Linked DNA regions of Homo sapiens: region 2 is linked to region 1. A link is a loop called in an ENCODE intact Hi-C map of the cell type or tissue named here. Cell type or tissue: endothelial cell of umbilical vein. All regions are shown on one strand. Each heading gives the region's core, and the rest is flanking DNA. Links, peaks and the distances in the headings are about the cores only. Region 1 overlaps COL25A1 (collagen type XXV alpha 1 chain). Region 2 has its middle 27 kb from the start of SEC24B.

Region 1 (10,539 bases), core at 2,166-6,165:
ACCTGCATTGCATATGAACCTAAAATAAAAGTTGAAAAGAAAAAAGAAAATATTTTTAAATACATATATATATATTGTGTGTGTGTATGTATATATATGAAACAATATATATGTATATATATGAAACTATATATATATGAAACTATATATATATATATATATATATATATATATATATATATGAAACAATTAAAAATACAAAAAGTATTTTTTAAAGCCTCCCAGTTAGGAAGGGCAAGAGAGACACTTTTCCTTTCTGATCATCTCCTATCCTGTTTGCTAGCTGTTCACTCTGAGCCTTCCTTAATGTTCCTTAATGTTCCTTAATGTTCATTCTGAGCATTAAGAGATGGGGAGTGATAGGGAGAAGAGGTATGGGGAGCAAGACGTTCTTACTTAAATTACCTGGCATTGTCATCAGTGGGCATCCCATTCTATGAACCTGGAAGATATTCAGAAAAAAAACTTAAAAAATAAAAAAAAATTAAAGATGTTAAGAGAAAGAAAAGCTCTTTCATTAGCAGGATGCCTATGAAAGATTTTAGAGACATTCCGTTGCTGGAGATTCTTTGACCCTGCCAAATACGTTTCTAATCTGGTTGTTTGTTTAACTGTTTAACCTCTTTCCAAACCCTAAGGAACCCAAAGATCCAACTGGAGCTTCCACCTGCTATGGTCTGTTCAGAATTCCAGGCAACCATGTTGACCAATGTGTAATATTATTTCACAATGCCTCGACCTGAAGAATGCTATAGCAGGAGAAAGAATGTGGGCTTTCACAGTCATAAGACCTGTATTTTGAATTCCAGGCCCTTTATTTCCTGATTGCCCTTGGAGTAACTAACTCTGAGTCTCAGTTTCCTCATCTATAAAACAATATGTTATTTTAATATTTTAAATAATTCTCTAGTCATGACTCATAGAAGGGCATTAAGAATTGGAAGACCAATTACACAGAACACAGAGGAATGATGATCTGGTTATCCATTGCTCATAGCAAACCACCTATAAACTTAGTGATTTAAAGGAATAATTTATTATTATCCTATGGTTGTGTGGCCTCATCTGGGTAGTTCTCTGATATGGTTACAGATGATGGCTAAGATTTCAGTCATTTGAAGCCTTACCTGGGCTGGACATCTAAGATGGCTTATGCACCTGGCCAGCAGCTAATGCTAGCTATCAGCTAAGTGTTCAGCTGACCTGACAACCAAACCACCTACACATAGACTCTCTATGTGGCTTGGCATTATTATGATATAGAGGCTGAGTTCCAAAAGGGAGCCCTCCAAGAGCAAGCATTCTAAAAGTCCTATTGGGAGGCTGAATGCCTTTATAGAAGTTAGTGCATGACATCACTTCTGCCACACTTTATTGGTTAAGAAATCAAGGCAAGTCCAGATTAAAGGAGAGGGAAATTAAACTCCATTTCATGATATGAAGACAGTATGCCCATGTCAGAAGGGAATCAACTGTTATATAGACTATCTACCACAAATGACTGTGGAGGAAAGTGGAAAGCCAAGGAAGGGGGAAAAGTAGTACCCATGAGTTCCCTAAAATGAGATGTATATGAGGATAAAATTACAAGTTCTGAAATTTTTTATCTTTTGCTTTTAAAATTTCTAATTGTTGTACAGAGTAAATACAATAGCAGTACTCTGGTACATGTATGGTACATGCTCAAAAAATTTCAGTAACAGGAATGAAGGCAAGGAATTATCTGTCTTCTGCGGCAGAAGACAGTAAGAGAGTATAAGAATTAGTGACATAGGTCCCTACTTGTTCTTCACCACATATATAGGAGAAATATTTGCTTTTCATAAGTAATAATAGAGATGTATAACCTAAAATATTTGGAGACCACTGACAGGGTGTCCTGTTTCTGTCCAGACATGGGGATGACTTCAAGTGTACCACAAGGGATTCATGCATCAGTATGTGCTTAAAAACAGAAAAAGACTAAAAAAGCTAGAATGAATTTCTAGAATACTAATTATTAAATCATGGTATCTATTGACTTGCTTCTATTGTTTTGGAATATGACTAGCAGAATCTAATCTAAGATGACAGAAGTGCCTGAGTATCTATATTTTTACTGAGATAATACTAATCATAAGAAACATATGTGGTAGATTACAGACAGCTGCAAAGTATGCAACACTCCTCCCATTAAAAGATGAGATCCATGTTACCTCTCCTTAAATCTTAGTGGGCTCTGCGACTATTAATTGACCAACAGGATATGGCACAAGAGATGCTGAACCAGTGTCTGGGCCTTAGGATGCTGGCAGCTTTCACTTTCTGTCTTTTCGTGATACTTGTTCTTGGAAACCAGCTGCACGCTGTTGAGGGAGCCCAAACATCCCAATGGGGAGGACCATGTGGGGAGGAACTGAGAAGCCTGGTCAACAGCCCATTTAATCTCCCAGTTAACAGCACCAACTTACCAGCCATGTAAGTGAGTCATCTTAGAAATGGATCCTGCAGCCCCAGTTGAGCTATCCCAGTTGATGCCACATGAAACGAAGTCAAATCCTATCCAAATTGCAGGTTTGTAAACAAATTAATGATTACTGTTATTAGAAATCATCAAGTTTTAGGGTGGCTTATTATACAATGCAATGTCCTAACCTTAGCTGTCCAAATTGTAAGTTTAATATTGCCTTTCTCCAGTAAAGTAAATAATGAGCTTCACCTAACATGAGAATCTACCATCATATTTTATGGTGAGTAATTCAACAGATCTAAGCTATGATGTGACATGCTATCACGTAGATAGTAAAAATAGTGCCCCTGACATGATCACCTTCATCTCTGAATGTGACCCTACTGTCACACATCAGAAGGTTGAGTCCCCCATAGTCATCATAGATTAGCCTCAACCCACCCTCAGCCGTTTGCCTGATTTCTCCCTGTAACCAATGACATCTATTGGTAAGATTAATGATCTGGGCTTTAAAGACAGTATGATACGTGATTATGAAAGGGAATAAAACTTCAGACTCATAGGGCCTAATCTGTGTCCTCAGCCTCATAAATGGTCCATTTTGACCAATTTAACCTCAAACAAATTAAAAAAAAGTAACAGAAAAACATATTGAAAACTTCATAAAATCAATTAGGTTGTTTCATACAATAGCATTAAAATGAGGCTCCACTGTAGTGAACCAAAAACATCTAGAGGCCATATAGACAGTGTTATACCTTAACTTTATAATTACTATTTTATATACATGGTCTATGGGAAACTGGGAGTAGTCACCAAGTCAATCTACATTGTTTATGTACAGTAACACTAAGAAACACTAGTAACACTAGTAACCAGTAACACTGAGAAAAGTCCTAGATTACCAACTTTGTTAGAAACACTAATAGTCGCTTTAAAATTATTTAAATATACATTTTTTTATTTTCCTGCAACAGTACTATGAACATCCCCATTTGGAGATATATAAATATATATACATATATATAATCTAAAACAAGTTACGTGTTGGACAGGGGCCAAGTGGAGAAAAAAGTATCAATGCAAGATGAAACATACAACAAAAGGGAAGTCAGGAACCATCTACCCTGTGCTTCCAGAAAGCAGAAGAGATCAGAACTGGTGATGTTAGTCTGAGTCAAAGATGCCAAAAAGATGCCAAAAGGACCTGAGGAAGTGCTCTGTGAAAGCCATGGTTACCCTTTGATCTCACCATGGCTGGCATAGCGCTAACGAGACAGAGCTTGACAGGTTTCATTCTGGTTTAGTCTGGTGCTCAGACTAGCAGCAGATTCATTTCATAATTTTTAACATGACATAGAAGAAAGCCTAAACGTACAATCTTCCTGTGTGTCTGGAGATTTTTCCCTTAGCTTGATGCATTGCCTTTTGATGAACATTTATCTCAGCAAATCTTATTTCTGTACACTAAGGAATTTTCTAGTTCTAGAAGAGCTTTTAAATCCTTTGGCAGAGATTCACTCATCCTAGTAAAACAATAGCTGGCAGATACACACAGTCTACAGGAAATCAGGGTAACAAGTTAGGTCATTTTTTAGGTGAGCTACTTAGCAAACTTTGATTTGTCCTTCACAAAATGAAGATTTGTTTTCTTAAATGAAAGTACACAATTTCTTTTTATTCTCTATTCTAAAAGTCAATAAACAAATCATCAAATAAAATCTGGTTTATACCAGCTTTCATGACTCACATCTGGGCTATGTAGCTCACAACAATATTTTCCACCATAATATTTCTGTAAAAATAATCCTAGAACATATTAAATCCAAAGAAAACAATATAGTTTATTTGGAGGTCAGTCATCAACACTTACACTAAAACTTTTCTCACCTCCCTATAATTTTGATAACTGACCTTTAGTCAGTAAGATATAAGTATGTAGAATATGTCTTTAAAACAACTAATTAGACTATATTCTGTTATTTTGCCTTGAGATCAGGAGGAAAGATGTAAGTAAAGTCAAATCTGAATTAACTCCTCCCCATATACCAATCAGCTGCTAGTTCTTTGTTACCTAAGAATGCCTTCCACATTGTATCAGGATTTCAGAGAAAGTCCCATGAGGGCAGAGGCCACCTTTTCTTGCTCACCATTGCATCCTCTGACCTAACACAGCTCCCGTCACCCAGTAAGCACTTAGCACATATTGGGAGGATGAATACAGCATGAGACCCTCCTCAAAGCGATCTTTTCTACATTCTAAAATCAAATCTATATTAGCACCCCTCCTCTGACTTAATAAATTATTTATAGAAAGACCTTTTTAATACGTTACATGTGTGAGTCAGCACATTGGGTTCAGATAGGTATGTGTAGCAGGGCAGCTAGCTTGCACTGACCATCCAGTCTGAAATGTACCTCTCACCCACATGCCATCCCCCTCTGCCCCCATATCTCTTGATCCTCTTTCCTTGTTTTATTGATCTTTGTAAAAATTATTCTCAAAGATGTTCTATATGTTAAATGTCACTTGTCTATTGACTTAGAATATAAGTGCATGAGATCAGGAACTTTGTGTCACTCTATCCGGTGTTCCTACTGCCTAGGAAAATGTCGGGCACACAGCAGATGTTCATTTTATGTAATGGATGGATAGGAAGGAAGGAAGGAAAAAAAGGAAGGAAGGAAGGAAGGAAGGAAGGACGGAAGGAAGGAAAGACGGAAGGAAGGAAGGGGGGGCAGTTAAAGAAGAAACTCAGTGGGCTGCCATGGTAAAAATGCTTATGGGTTGAATTGTGTTTCTTCAAAGAGATATGCTCAAGTTCTAACCCACAATACCTGTGTATATGACCTTATTTGGAAATGGTCTTTGTAGATATAATCAAATTAATATGATGTCATCCTGGATTAGAGTAGGTCCTAATCCAGTATGGCTGTCATCCTTATAAAAAGAAAAGAGACTCAGACACACACAAAAGGAGGACAGCCATGTGAAGACAGGCAGAGATTGGAGCTCTTCTGCCACAAGCCAAGAAATGCCCGGTACTATCATAAACTGTAAGAGGCAAGGAAGGGCCCTCCTCTAGAGGCTTCAGAGGGAGCATGGCCCTGCCAACATCTTGATTTCTGAGTCTCAAGAATTGAGAGAGAATAAATTTCTATTGTTTTAAGCCACAGTTTATGTATGATACTTTATTACAACAGCCCTAGAAAATTAATACAACTGGGCACAATAAAAGCAGGGTATATTAAGGGAAGGGTCTCAAAAACCACAGTGGAAGATTGTAGAAAGACAAACTTTGCTTAACTAAAACATTTCCTGTAATATTCAACCAAAGCTGGTTGTAGAACAATGAATAAATGAAAGATGCAATAGGAATTTTAAAAAGGAAATTCTTAGAGCAACAGGTTACATTACTCTTTTTAAAAACCTAATTATTTTTCTTAGTTTAGTACTTAATCTCTCTTTTCTTAATTTTTAATGCAAGTTTGCCTAACAAATACTATCTTTGGGATGCCTAACAACTTAAGAAATAGACAAATCTGACACTAAAGTTCAATCTCTTACCAATGAGCTAATATTTTATCTCAGATGCCAAAATGCAACTTTTCAGATGGCAGATATGCAATTTGTTACTTTTATAATTCTATTAATTTTACTGGGGGTATTTTATATTTAATTTATAGTTAATATTTAATTTTTGTTTTGACCATATTTTAAAGCAAATCCTGTTTATTCCTTTGGCCATCTAACCATTAATATATTTGAAATACAAAACAGACAATAATCATAATAATCTAACAGCTATTATTTTTAAACACTATGTGTTAGACATATTTATAAACTCTTTTATAGATAAGTCTTTTAAGTCTAAATAACTGTAAGAGAAATACGATTAATAACCTATTAATAATTTAGCAGGTGGAAACACTGAAGCTTTGAAATGTATAATGCAATGTGTCTCTAGTATTTCACCTTGGTTACAGGTAGGCGCTGACAAGCCAGATATCTAGTTAAAATCATTTCTCAGTAAGTGTGAGGGATTGGTTCCACAACCTCCCGAGGATACCATAATCCACGGAGTCCTTTGTGGATCACGTTTGAGTCCCTTATATTAAATGGTGTAGTATTTTGCATATAAACTACACACATTAGGTATTACTTATAATACCTAATACAATGCAAATGCTATGTAAGTAGTTGTTATACTGTTGAGTTTAGTCAATAACAACAGGAAAAAGTTTGTACATGTTCAGTATAGACACAACCATTCTTTTCTCCTCCCTGAGTATTTTCAGATCACAGTTGGTCGAAACCAAGGATACTAAACCCACAGAAATGGAGGCTGACTGTATATACAAGTCATATGTAATCTGTCTGTATTCCCATAGCTAGTAAGTAGTGGAGCCAGGTTTGTGCTGTGGCGATCTGGCTCCAGAGCCTACACCTTTATGCACTATTCTATATTCATGTCTTTTTAATGGAGATATGTGTTTTTCCTGAAGTTGGCTCACTTATAGACATTACTGACAGTACTATAAGTCATATAGTAAAATCATTTCTCAGTTGCCAGTAATGGCGAAAATGAACACTCACCTTTCAGATGAATCCTGTAATATGGTTTGTTATGTTTGACAAGATACAATTTGGAAGCTTCACAATACTTTGTACATTAGGAGACATGACTTATTAATGTACCATTAATGGAAAGTGTTACTAAATACTAAAATTCTGCAGAATCAATTGCTGGTTTTTTGGGGTTTTTTTTTTTTTTTTTTTTTTTTTGCTTTTGAACTACACTTACTCTCCATGGCAGCTTAAAAAGAGAAGCCCCATGAAAGTTTTAAACTCTATCCAAACCCAGGACAATCCAGCCTCTGTTTAGATGTGCCTCCACCCATCTCAGATTTTGATATAATTTGTCACTCTGCCATGTCCTTGTTCAAATACTACAGTATGTACTCTCTCAGCTTTTATGCCAGAAACCACGAGTCTCCTAACTTTAGGAATATGTTGGGTAAATATTCTTACCCAATGAACTGCTTTTGAACACTTAATGGTTTGCATCTAATATTATATATCACTAATTTTTATCCTCTTCACTTCAAAAAACATAAAATTCACCCTTTGAACACATCACATGTCCCTGAATATGTAAGCCCTGTAACCAAATCTTCAGCTGCCATTCTCATGGGAGTTTTTTATCTAATGAGATTATACTGAACTCAAATCTAAAATAGATTTGCATTTAGAATTAAAGTGATAATTCTTTCTCCTTTATAAAATTTGCGCCAAAATAGGTTCATAGTTAGAATACCTCCACAAGGCTCTTGATGGCTCACAAAACTTCTGTTTTCTGGACTTGAAATGTGTAATGAGAGGTTTCAGTGATGTCAAACTAGTTATAGGGAGAATCTGATCAGCCACCTTTAAATTTCTAGGAGTCAGAGCAAACCCATTTAAATTTATATTAATGAGTTAGTACAAACTTTCCCTGGGAAGGTTGTCTATGATCCTCACTTGGAATTCTGCAAGCATAAAAGCAAGTAAGTCAGTCTGGAAGGCTTGATTTATTAAACTACCAAATCACAATAAAATAAAACTAGAAGGAACTGTGCAGATGATCTATAAACTCATTATTTTACAGGTGATAAAACTGAGGCTGTGGAAGACACTGACTTTACACATGACCAGGTTTCTAGTCCAGTGTACTCTCCACTGATTCAGACTGTTTCTTGCTTCTCAGCACCTGTTATTCTGAGGCAGTTTCTACCAACAGTCACACAGAGAATGAGTTTTTTTTTTAAGGTACAAAGAAAGACTGAGAACAAATAATTCTTTTAATTATCAGTTTTTACTCTTAGTCTGTACCCTATGTTCCTTGCTTCTTCCTCTGGTTCTCACCCTCCTCAATCCCACCCTGCCTGCCACACTCCCAATCTCTGTGTCACCCCCCACAAAAGAAACATAAAGCTGGGCATGAGTTCTGTTACTTTTGTTTTAACCTCTCCTATAGCCACGCCCTTATTTTCAATAATTCCTGTCTATTATTTTCCATAAACTTAACAGGAAATTATACATCCTAGCACAAGCAGCCTCCTATGACTTTGTTGACTAATGCCTGAAGGAAAAAGCTATTACTTTCTGGTGGCCAAGTTATAGCTATAATTTTAGTTTATTCTTGAGATCACCTTCTATATGACAATATAAAATTACAAAGTGCCAATTTAACTTCTGAAAAATCAACTTCTTTTGTTATCCTACTAAACAGAAATCCATGTTAAAATAAAAATAGTTGTACATTTTTATCTCTATGCTATTATAATTTTCTGAAAAATAAGTCATTTTTATTTGTATCTGTGCTTAATGAGATGGAAAACCTATATGTATTACTTGTTTTGTAATTAGAAAGTAGGCTAGAAGATACCATCTGTCATTTATAGTCTTACTTCTAATCTAATAGAGGCAATAAACCCATATCAGAGCCACCAACTGCTTTGAGTTCTCAATCAATTGAGTCTTTGTATATTCTATAAGGGAAAAATTCATCCAAAAAACACACTATGAGAAAATCTCTGTTTTCTGGAAGACATTTAGTATGATGTCAGCCATCTGAACTGTGGTTCTTTTATTGGTTCGTTACATTTTATTTTAAAGATTAACTGATTTTGCTCTTCAGTGAACGCATATTTCTGAACCTGAAGATTTCTTGAGATTACGCAGACATCCATTTCGCTTCAGGTACTTGTGGTTTATCTCAACTGATAAGATATTCAGAAATAACTCTACATGGCAGAATTTTATGAACAAAAGCAATTCAAACTAGACACAAAGACTATCCAAAAGGTTTTACACCAGACACACTGTGGTTCCCCCATGGAATGCAGGGAATTTTAATAACATTATTTAATGAAGATCTGAAGACCGGACTAATTCTATCATGTATCAACTATGGTAATGATATGTTTAATATTGTATACATAGCAGTATTTTAACAGTAGAATTATTTGATAAGCATATAGAAATGTATTTTGCTATTAAAATCAAATCAAACCTGATGAGGATAATGTTACTAAGATTATAATAATAGGAAAAGGTTCAAAAGTACTTTATTGAAATCCAAATTCTGGAAACTAAATTCAAATTCCTTTAGAGCACATGGAAACAATTTTCTTTCTTTTTAGTACTCAAACATACTATGATTTATTCCCTATAATACTGTTATTTCACTGTTTTCAACATCACATTGCTTATGAGGTTTCTGCATTTATAATTCCTCTGAAAAGAATATAAGTAGACAACTATTTTACTGATATGAGTGGATATTTTTCCAGAAAATTTTATGGGTGAAATGTAGAACCGAGACTGAATAATGTGGAAACTGAATGTGAGGGTAAGTCTTCAGAGCCATAAACTTCCAGGAAGCAAGAGTTTCCCAACCCTGCACAATTTTATCAATTACTCATCCCATATTATTTAGTACTTAATATGCATAAGATATTAATAATATGCATAAGATATTAAGTACTAAATTATATGTGATGAGTAATTGATAAAATTACTTAATATGCATAAGATACTAAGTACTAAACAATATGGGATGAGTAATTGATAAAATTCTACAGCAAAAAAAGCCCTATATTACTCTTTGTATAAACAAATTTTCACTGAAAAATGAAGCAATTTTGAAATTTTTCAAATTTGCCTAAAACCTTTAAATCAGAGTAGAATGAAAATCCACGCAAATTTCTCCAATGAGTTCTTAAAGTGTAAGCTGCACTTTAAAAATCTATACCTGTAGGAATTACATCCAGTCATTAAACTTGTTTGAAATAGTAATGGATGAAATCACAGTTACTGTTTCCAAGCGTATGCAGAAACACATCTGAACCTAGCATGTTTTTGCTGACCTTAAAATATATAAGTACTTCATTTGTAATACATAAAACATGTATGCATATCTGTTGTAACAAGAAAATGGGATTAAAAGGCAAATGAAACATAGATAGAAAATAACTCTTTAACACTTCTATTATTTTAACCAATACTACTTTTGAGTATCAGATTGTGAAGTCACTGCAATGCTGTT
Region 2 (10,539 bases), core at 3,756-7,755, 190 kb after region 1:
ATAGTAAAGGATGCAGCAGCAACAAAATTTTGGAAGTTGGCAAGCTAACCAATGTGTGATAACTGATTTAACACTCCTGAGAAACCCACATCCCTAGCTGGCAGCAAGGAAAGTTCAAAACCAACATAATTTGCACCATAGTCTTCAAAACGATCAGAAACTGGCAACACTGGAAAAATCTAAAACTGAGTGTAAAAACAGGTTTCTAAATAAGGAGATGTGGGTAAAGTTGTTTGAGAAGCAGTTAGATTCCCAAATCCCTGACCCCAACCTAGAGGAAACAGAGGAGGGATGTCTTGAGAGTAGGTATCTGGTGATCGCACATCTAGTGCTAAATGCAGACAACCCTAGTCTTCTTCCCCAATCCGACTCCCAGAATGCTGGCAGCCAGAGCTTTATCCTCCAGAAAGGAAAGAGAAAAACTCTTTTCTGCAGAATCTGACCTGCTTAAGAGCAAGACCTAGATACTAACTGCAGAGGTTCCTCTACAAATGGCCCACCCAGATTCCACTTCAGTGAAGATCAAAGTTAAGTCTTTCCCACAGGCTCAGTGTGCCCATCAGTTTTTTAGTCTCACACTTTACTGATCATGAGCAGAGAGCAAAGGAATTAGACACTCGATGAAGAAAGCCTCTATCAAGAAGATGGAACCCAAAATAAGCAAAGAAAAGAAGGCAACTTTGGAGGACAGAGAAGCTTCAAAAATATGTTATCAAAAAGGAAAAGAGAGAATATATTGCATCCGTGAAACAAAAACAAGATACCACAAAAAAGAAACATGCAGAAAATTAGAAAAGTACTCTAAGACATTAAAATATAATAGCAGAAATGGAAACTGTGATAGGTGGGTAGGAAGAGAAAGTTGAGAAAATCTGTCAGAAAAGTGGAACCAAAAATCAAAGTGATGAAAAACAGAAAGGAAAGAAAGTTAGAGTACCATTCTAAGAGGTCCAACATCTGAGTAATGGGGCAAAGAAATCATCAATGAAACAATTCAAGAACATTTCTTGGAAGCAAAGAACATGAGATTACAGATAGAAAAGGCCCACAGAAAAACAGGCACAATGGACATATCATAAAATTTCAGAACTCTAAGAAGAAAAATAATTTCCTAAACTCTCAGAGAGAATAAAACTAATTACATGCAAAGGATTGGAAATATGATCCTTTATCTCTTTTAGAGAAAAATACTGAATATTTACAATAAAACAGAGTAATTCTGGATTTTGATTTAAAATAATTGAAAGTTGGCCATGTGTGGTGGCTCACACCTGTAATCCCAACACTTTGAGAGGCCGAGGTGGGCAGACTGCTTTAGCCCAGGAGTTTGAGACCAGCCTGGGCCACATGGCAAAACCCCATCTCTACAGAAAATTAGCCAGGCGTGGTGGTGCACACCTATAATCCCAACTACTCAGGAGTCTGAGGTGGGAGGATTCCTTGAGGCCAGGAGTTCAAAGCTGCAGTGAACCATGATCGCACCACTACACTCCAGCCTGAGTGACAGAGCCAGACCCTGCCTCAAAAAAGGAAGTAAATAAACAAATAAAATAAAATAATTAAAAGGTCAGAAGTGGGGGATGTGCTGTAGAGGCAATGCAACTGGCTATACATTGACAATTGTGGAGTGATGGGTACATGGGAATTCATTATATTATATATTCATCATATAATTCTCTTTGAACATATTTTAAATTTTCTATAATACAGAGTTCTTTTTATAAACAAAGAAGGAATGATAGGAATGATTTAGATTTCTTAGCAACACCGGAAGCAAGAAGACAATGAAGCAATGGCTTCAAACTCCTGAAAGAAAACTATTTCCAAAGTAGAATTCTATACCTAGACAAACTGTAAATCAAGTGCAAGGGAAGTGCCCAAACAGATGAATCGGCCTTAGCTGAATCAATGGCTGTCCATCCATTTCTCTTGGAAGTAAGACAGAGTATTTGGATACTGAAACAAGTAGGTTTGTATATTTGATAATGGAAATAGGAGGTATTTCTCTTTAATGTGCTTCTGATTGCTTTACTTTGAGGAACTCATATCTAATGGAAAACATGGATGTATAAACAGGTAATGTTTATGTGTACCAAAACAAAATATACTAAGTTCTCCAATAGAGCTATGTTTAGCAGCTTATGGGACTCCAGCTTTGTGCCTCAAGAAAGGATTTATGGAGCTAGTAATGCCCGAGATAAGCCTTAAAGAATGTATAGCAGTTACACAAGTAAAGAAGGAAGGAAAAAGTATTCAAGGTGGTGAAATCACAATTAATAAAGGCATAAAGGAATAAAACATCATGGTGTATGTAGAATACTAGCACAGAACCAAACACAAGGTTGGGCCCCGTGGTTCACGCCTGTAATCCCAGCACTTTGGGAGGCCAAGGCAGGAGGATCACTTGAGGCCAGGAGTTCGACAACAGCCTGAGCAACACAGCAAAACCTTGTCTCTACAAATATTTTTTTTAAAAAAACTAGCTGGGTGTGGTGGCATGTGCTGTGGTCCTAGCTCCTCAAGAGGCTGAGGCAGAGGATCGCTTGAGCCCCAGCAGTCAAGGCTGCAGTGAGCTGTGATCATGCCACTGCGCTACAGCCTGGGTGACAATAATGCTTATTGACATGGACCTGGCATATCTAGTGAGACTAGAGATCATAGATGAAATTGGAAAGTATTATGCAGCTATTGGTTATCTGAATGTTGGGTTTATTGTCATGAAACAGCAGAGTCAGGAAACAAGGTGTTGGCCAGGCGCGGTGGCTCACACCTGTAATCCCAACACTCTGGGAGGCCGAGACGGGCGAATCACTTGAGGTCAGGAGTTTGAGACCAGCCTGGCCAACATGGCAAAACTCCATCTCTACTAAAAATACAAAAATTAGCCAGGCATTGTGGCACACGCCTGTAATCCCAGCTACCCAGGAGGCTGAGGCAGGAGAATTGCTTGAACCCGGGAGACGGAGATTGCAATGAGCCAAGATCTCACCACTGCACTCCAGCCTGGGTGACAGAGTGAGACTCCAGAAAAAAAAAAAGAAAGAAGGAAGGAAGGAGAGAAAGAGAGAGAGAGAGAGGAAAGAAAGAAAGAAAGAAAGAAAGAAAGAAAGAAAGAAAGAAAGAAAGAAAGAAAGAAAGAGAAGGAAGAAAGAGAGAGAAGGAAGGAGGGAAAGAAGGAAGGAAGGAAAGAAGGAAGGAAGGAAGGAAAGAAAGAAAGAAGAAAGAAGGAAAGAAAGAAAGAAAGAAAGAAAGAAAGAAAGAAAGAAAGAAAGAAAGAAAGAGAAAGAAAGAAAGAAAGAAAAGAAAGCAAGAAAGCTAAAAACTGTATTCTGCAGTAGAAGTTAAGGATCTAGAAAGTTTAGGAAACAACCAAGATGGTAAGTTCCTTAAGATCTTAAATGTAAACTGGTAGAAGTCTCCTACCAGTGGACTTCTACACTCAGTCTTAGGAATAGTCTGGATGGCTCACAGTTCACAAATTTGTTTACTAAGGTTGAATTTAGCCCTGGCTTATATTTCATTTATTTAATTCAGCAATGTTTATCATCATTTATTCATTTGCCAGTTGATTCTACAAAAAATTTTAAGCACCTATTTATATAGACACTGTTGACATAAAACAGTCTTTGTGGTGTCTATAGTCCAATGAGAGAGGCAGATGCTAAAGAAATATAGGCACAATTAATACATAAAAGGCATTTTTATGTGGCACACAGTCCATACCATATGACCCAACCAGAAGGTTCAAGTATTTCAGTACAATTTAGGTCAACTTCAATATTAAAAATACTTCCTAAGTACAATAGTAATTTTTAGTGCATATTATAAACAAGGGCCAAGAAAAAAAAACCCTAATTTGATCTTTATATTTGTTAGTTCTTAATGAAAATACTAATTGCTCTTTACCCATTTCTGTGAAACTCTAAATTTTTATTTGTGATGAGTCCAGGTCTATTGGATAGACTTTCAGCATTAGTAAAATGACAGAACATATTACAGGGAAAGTATAAGAACATACAGATTCATTTTCTTTTAAGCTTGGAAACAGGATTCTTTGACTCAAATAGGGCTTCTGTTTGGTGAATTAATGGGTCACCATAACCAAATAATTGTAAGTCACAATTTAACTGAAAACCAGAGAGTAAAAATAGCAAAGACTAAACATATAACATCCTTCTTTCTTCATCTTTGCTTCTGAAAGGTGTGTCTTTCCTGAACTATGAATCACTGCCACAGACTTTGCAAATTTGTTCCATAAGAGGGAAGTACCAGAGCAGCAGTAATGTTCTCATCGCGGGCTTCGCTGCTTCGGAGGGAAGAGGGGCACAGCCTATATAGTTTGGATAACTCTCATTCCCCACAGGTCGCATAAAATGGAAACTGTTAAAACATAAATATTCTGCATTGTTTCACATTACCTTTACACAATAACTGTGACGACTATACTAATAGCAGGCATGATCTTATTGCTTCCTTTCCTTCTTAAACTTGAGTCTTGGGTATCATCATAATCAACATTCTAAAGCTTCCAACATCTCAATCCTAAAAAGTAAATGAAAGCATGGTCCATAAAATTTACAGCTTATGTTTAGTATTTTGGCAACTATTGCTACTCCATAGGCCTGAAAGTAAAATAAATAGGGCTTGAATTTTGAGTCGAAATCAAAATTAAGGTTTTCTTTTTCTTTTATGACTTGGCTTGCTACAGAATTCTGATTGCTACAGAAAAAATTCTGAAAAATATTTGGTAAAATTCTGATTGCTAAAAAATTTTTATGAAATTCCCAGATTAATAATTGTTATTTTAGCCAAAAGTTTTTCAACATTGTTAAAATATAGCATTGGCTAAAGTCTCTCTCTCTATGTGTATGTGTGTGTGTGTATGTATATATAGATGCACACAGACTTTATTTATAATTTTTGCATGCCCTAAAATTTCCGTTTATGTATTCTTTCTGATTGTTTTTCCAAAAAATTAACACCCACATTGACTTATTAGCTTCTCTCCTAAGATAATTTTCTCTCCATATATGAAACAAAGTTGAAAAAAAATAGCTTCTTTTACATCATATAGTAATAATTTCAGTATCACATATTTTCTTCTTTGTCTTCCCAATAACAATTGCTTGAACAATGATGATAATGAATTTGTGGGTGAAATTATTATTACTTTGTGCTTCTTTACCCTCTTTTGTGTAATTAAGGGTACAGTGTACTTCTTTACCTTCTTTTGTGTAATTCAGGGTACAGTGTACTGTTTTACCCTCCTTGTGTAATTCAGGTACAGCAGCACCACATAGTGGACATTTTGGTACTTCTCCGTGAAGAATCATTTCGCTTACCTTCAAAGCAATTGGTTTGCTTTAAGGAATGCAATTTGTGTGGATATTGCTGATGATTATCTCTCTTAATATTGCTCTGGTGAGCCAACATGTGAAGTTACAGATTTCACCTAATATAAGAACAATAATCAGCCTCACAGTCATTGTGAAAAGATAAAAGAGAAGTATTTTAAAATAAGTGTGAAGATACATATAAGTCTGTGCTTCAAATTTACTATGTAATACTAATTATTTCCTAATGTATACTTTGTAAGGGAAGCAAAGCCAATGCTTAGATTTTAGTAATAATAATTCTCAGAGTAAGCCATTCATCCTCATCCATATTCCTATATATCTATAGAAAGAGGCCTAATAGAGGTAATTGTTGCTGTTGTGATTAAATCAAGGCACAAAGAAAAAAATAATGTATGCTATCCCAGGAGTTGATATGTAAATCCAGTTAGCAAAGAGAAAAATTATGCTAATATTAACATTGTCATTTTTTTTGCCACAGTAAGTCTGGATTTGTCAGACATCAATTAAAATCAGGGTGTGAGCAAGGATTTTACACATTCATGGAGAAACATAAAGAGCTGCCATCTAAATGCAATAATACAGTATTTAACATTGTTCTAATAGTCACACCACTTTTTGTCCCAGAATAATTTATGCTCCCTGACTCAGCATACAACTCCCTGGCTAGATTGGAACAGAAACAAACTGACAACCCAGAGAGGAAGCATTGTGTAGAAGGGACAACTCACCCACAGCCCCATGCTTTAGGGGCTTCAGCCAGTTTGTTCATAGAATCAGACTCACTGGAAATATTCAGGACTTAGAATGGTGCAAGGCGAAAAGGAGCAAAGGGAGTCATTTGCAAAAGATAAAAAACACAGTCACTTCTACAGAGTTCAATCATGCAATCACTTGTTGAATTAACCAGACAACATTTCTCAGTTAACGTCTACATGAAAAGCACTGATCCAGGCACTATGGACTATAGAGCAGGGGTTGGCAAACCACAGCTAGTATGTGGCCTGTTTTTCTACAGCCTGTGAGCTGGGGATGAATTTACATTTTAAAAGATTGTTTAGAAAGGGGACAGACAGAGTAAAGAATATATGACAGAGATATTTTGCCAGCAAAACCTAAAATACTGACTATCTTGTCTTTTACAGAAAAAGTTTGCTGACCCCTGCCATCGAGACAGATTTAACACTCAATAAACTTAGAGTCTAGAAAGGACACTAAAACATAACAATAGAACAAACTCAATAACTTATAACTTTCAACCATTTACTGTGTGTTCAGAACTGGGTTAAGGCTGGTTGTGATGGGTGATACCTGTCATCTCAGCACTTTGGGAGGCCCAGGCCGGAGGATTGCTTGAGCCCAGGAGTTTGAGACTAGCCTGGGCAATAGAACAAGACCCCATTTCTACAAAAAATATCAAATAAAAATTAGCCATAAGAGGTGGCACATACCTGTAGTCTTAGACACTTGGGAGGCTGAGGCAGGAAAATCGCTTCAACCCAAGATTTTGATGCTACACTGGGCTATGAATGCACCACTGCACTCCAGCCTGGCTGACAGAGCTAGACCCTGCCTCTTAAAAAAATTAATTAATTAGTCTGGGCGCAGTGGCTCACGTCTGTAATCCCAGCACTTTGGGAGTCCACGGTGGGTGAATCACAAGGTCAGAAGATCAAGACCATCCTGGCCAACATGGTGAAACCCTGTCTCTACTGAAAATACAAAAATTAGCCAGGTGTGGTGGCGTGCGCCTGTAGTCCCAGCTACTCAGGAGGCTGAGGCAGGAGAATCGCTTGAACCCAGGAGGCAAAGGTTGCAGTGAGCCGAGATCGCACCACTGCGCTCCAGCCTGGGGTACAGAGCGAGACTCTATCTCAAAAAAAAAAATTAAAAATTAAAATAGAATTGGGGTAAGTGTACTATATTCATTATTTCATTTAATCTTCACCAAAGAAAGTATGAGGTAGTTATAATTATTATCAATTTAACAATGAATAACCCAAGACTTAAAAAGGCTAATAAATAAGATCATGTAAATGACCAAATCTGGGATTAAAATCTAGGCCATCTAGCCCACAGCACTTAACCACTCAGTTCAGGTACATAAATAAGAATGAAAAAAAGAGTAGAGAAATATAAAACTATAATATACTGCAGCAAAACAGAGGTGGCAGATAACACTTCCAGAGGGCTGTTCAGGGAAGATCCTTGGACATGGTAGTTTTTAAGTTGGGCCTTGGAAGATGCGAGTGATTCAGATGCCTGACATTGCAGGGAAGGGCAGTCAGCTTTGGAACTGCCTAGGGGCAGAAGCATGGTGGGTGTTGGGGAGCGGTGAGCTCCCCACTGAGCAGAAAGAGAATGTACAGGAAGATACTACTGGGAGATGAGTAGGAAACCTCGGTTAGAGCTAGACTGTGGATGGTGCTGAACAAAGGAAAAATGGGGAATTTAAATAAATGAAAGTGACTGGACATTTATGACTAAACAGTTGACACAATCAGCCCTGTACTCTGGGGAGATTAATCTTACAAGGGTGTTTTGGATGGATTAGAAGAAGAACTAGAGACAGGAAAATAAATGAGTAGGCTATTAACAATAATCCAGGTCTGAGATTGATGAAGACCTGAACTAGAGTAGAGACAGTGAAAACAGCATGCTAGAGAGGAAAATGTATTGTTAAGGTCTCCACCTACCAAAGCCACTCACTAAGTAATGCAAGAGGGAAAAGATAAGTGGTCTGGCAACGACAATCCCCCCACCCCGCTTCCTCAGACCCCTAATAAAGGCTAAATGTTGTCTTCTTTTGATAATTGTCACTAATTTTTCCCCAGCCTTGTGCCACCACACTACCATGCATAAACACATACACACGGGTACAATATACACGGACATCAGTTTTACTGACTGAAGATCCCAATATTGGTTATCTTGATAAAGTCAAATTTACTTTAATGGAATTTCACCTGAATAAAAATGTCCATGTTTTGAGGTTGAGTGGGGAGGTAGGGGAAACAATGCCACACAGTATGATTTACCGTGTTTACAATCCACAGGAATTGCCCTCTACATGGGTTGTGACATCTATACCCAAATCGACAACTCACACTTCAGACATATAGGCCTTGGTTTAATGAATCTGTCACTTTAAAACATGGACTCTAGGCCAGGCATGGTGGCTCACGCTTGTCATCCCAGCACTTTGGGAGACTGAGGCAGGAGGATCACTTGAGGTGAGGAGTTCAAGACCAGCCTAGGCAACATAGTGAGACCCCATCTCCATAAAATTTTTTTAAAAATTAGCTGGGTGTGGTGATGTCAACTGTAGTCCTAGCTACTCAGGGAGCTAGGACAGAAGCATCGCTTTACCCCAGGAGGTCAAGGCTGCAGTGAGCTATGATGGTGCCACTGCACTCCAACCTGGGTGACAGAGCGAGACACTATTTCAATTTTTGTAAAATTAAAAAATTAAAATTAAAATTGAGTGTCTATTCAGCAGGGGAAAGAAGAGAAGGTTCAATCTCTGCCCTTGAGAAGCTAAGAGTTTAATAGGCAAATGGAATATATATGCCAAATAAATACAGGACATTTTAATAAAGCAACATGTTAATGCCATCAAATTGTATTCCTTTGGAGGACTTAAGGCATGTATTCTTTTTCTGAATAGCTGAATAATCTGAACAGGTGAGTTTACCCATTGTTTCATTCCCCATTTACATGTCCAACCTCTTTATTTCAACCTCCCTGAATAAACTTTTTAAAAGGCTACTCACTACCATCACTCCTTAAACAGTATTTGGGCCTTGCTGGGACAGATTGGTGGTGAGTCCATAACAAAGGGCAGGAAGTGACTCGGTAAATCCTTTTTTTTTTTTTCTGGGACGGAGTCTCACTCTGTTGCTCAGGCTGGAGTGCAGTGGCGCGATCTCAGCTCGCTGCAAACTCCGCATCCTGGGTTCAAGCAATTCTCCTCCCTCAGGCTCCCGAGTAGCTAGGATTACAGGCGGCACGCCCAGCTAATTTTTGTATTTTTAGTAGAGACGGGGTTTCACATGTTGGCCAGGCTGGTCTTGAACTCCTGACCTTATGATCCGCCCGCCTTGGCCTCCCAAAGTGCTGGGATTATAGGCGTGAGCCACCTCACCTGGCTGTGACTTGGTAAATTCTAGGGACTGACCAAAGCCAAGCATAGAATGGCTTTGTTATCCCAAAATTGTGATTACTTCAAGCCACGGTGGAGAGATGAAAATGTAGATGAGAGGAAAAGCAAATTCAAAAGCCAAACATGGCTATATTAAGCATTGAGGTGAAAGAGTAGGGTGAGGACCCAAACCACTGGCAACAACACTGGAAGCCAAGAGAGTGAGAGAACGGAATGCAGGGCAGTGGAGCTGGTGAGTCAGGCATCTGAGACAGAAGGTCCTTGTTCTGTAAATGTGCAGTGAAGTCTTGCCTGGCCTACGTGGAGAGAGGAGCCCCTTAAAGGTGACACCAAACTGGACAGCCACAGTCTACTGATCATTAATGTGTTCTGGATTGGGAGATGTTACAGGACAGTGGGACTAACAAATCTAAGTGCATGCATGCTGAAATGATGACAAATAGCAAAAGTGTCAATATAATCAAACAAAATAAATCAGGTATATTCTCGTAGGGGTGACTTTGCACTCGGATTTCAAAGCTCATATTCTAGGCCTTCTTTGCTATTGTTGACTCACCTGGTCAAATTGTCAACAGCATGCTATGGGCTCCTTTCTGCACCAATGTGCCTTTGAATCCCAAGTACCACTGCCCTCAATGTTTGAATCATCTTTGAGCCTACAGGTTAGGATTCTTGGTAGTAAAGGAAGAAGGCAGATTTTTTGAGGAGCTATTCTGGGAGCCTTCTTGTTATCCACTGGACACTGCTTATTTCACTTGTGGACTTACAATGTAGCAGCTGTGTTTCGATTTCTCCTGTAAGGCTTGCTGCAGAGGAATATCATCAATTAAAATGGACAAAAGGAGAGCACAAATTACTTTACCAGTTACCCCTAAGCTGACAGTCTGTAGATTACAACCAAATCTTAAAGTGTTTTCCCGGTCAATTGTACTATTCCATAGCTCTTAAGTGTCTATTTGAAGACCTAAAGCAGGTGATGTTTTCGGCCCAGATCCAGAGTTTAAAATTTGTGTAATATAATGT

Evidence for each region. A loop is a pair of places that touch in the nucleus more often than their neighbours do. Peaks named below come from ENCODE experiments on the same cell type or tissue, not always from the same donor. Only the 100,000 strongest peaks of a DNase experiment are listed, where the experiment ranks them.
Region 2: it touches region 1 in a loop (2.4-fold over the local background); 1 of 110 quality-filtered maps calls a loop at or near these places.

The regions. Positions count from the first base shown.
Region 1 is chr4:109,211,148-109,221,686 of GRCh38, forward strand. The region is part of intron 3 of COL25A1 (collagen type XXV alpha 1 chain); the gene reads right to left. Among named protein-coding and RNA genes, the nearest start is that of COL25A1, 86 kb to the right of the region's middle. In endothelial cell of umbilical vein, for the core only: no CTCF peak of the experiment used is centred there; DNase peaks (open chromatin) are centred at 4,104 and 4,534; H3K27ac peaks cover 1,775 bases.
Region 2 is chr4:109,401,232-109,411,770 of GRCh38, forward strand. No RefSeq gene overlaps it. Among named protein-coding and RNA genes, the nearest start is that of SEC24B, 27 kb to the right of the region's middle. In endothelial cell of umbilical vein, for the core only: a CTCF peak has its summit at 5,305; a DNase peak (open chromatin) is centred at 5,290.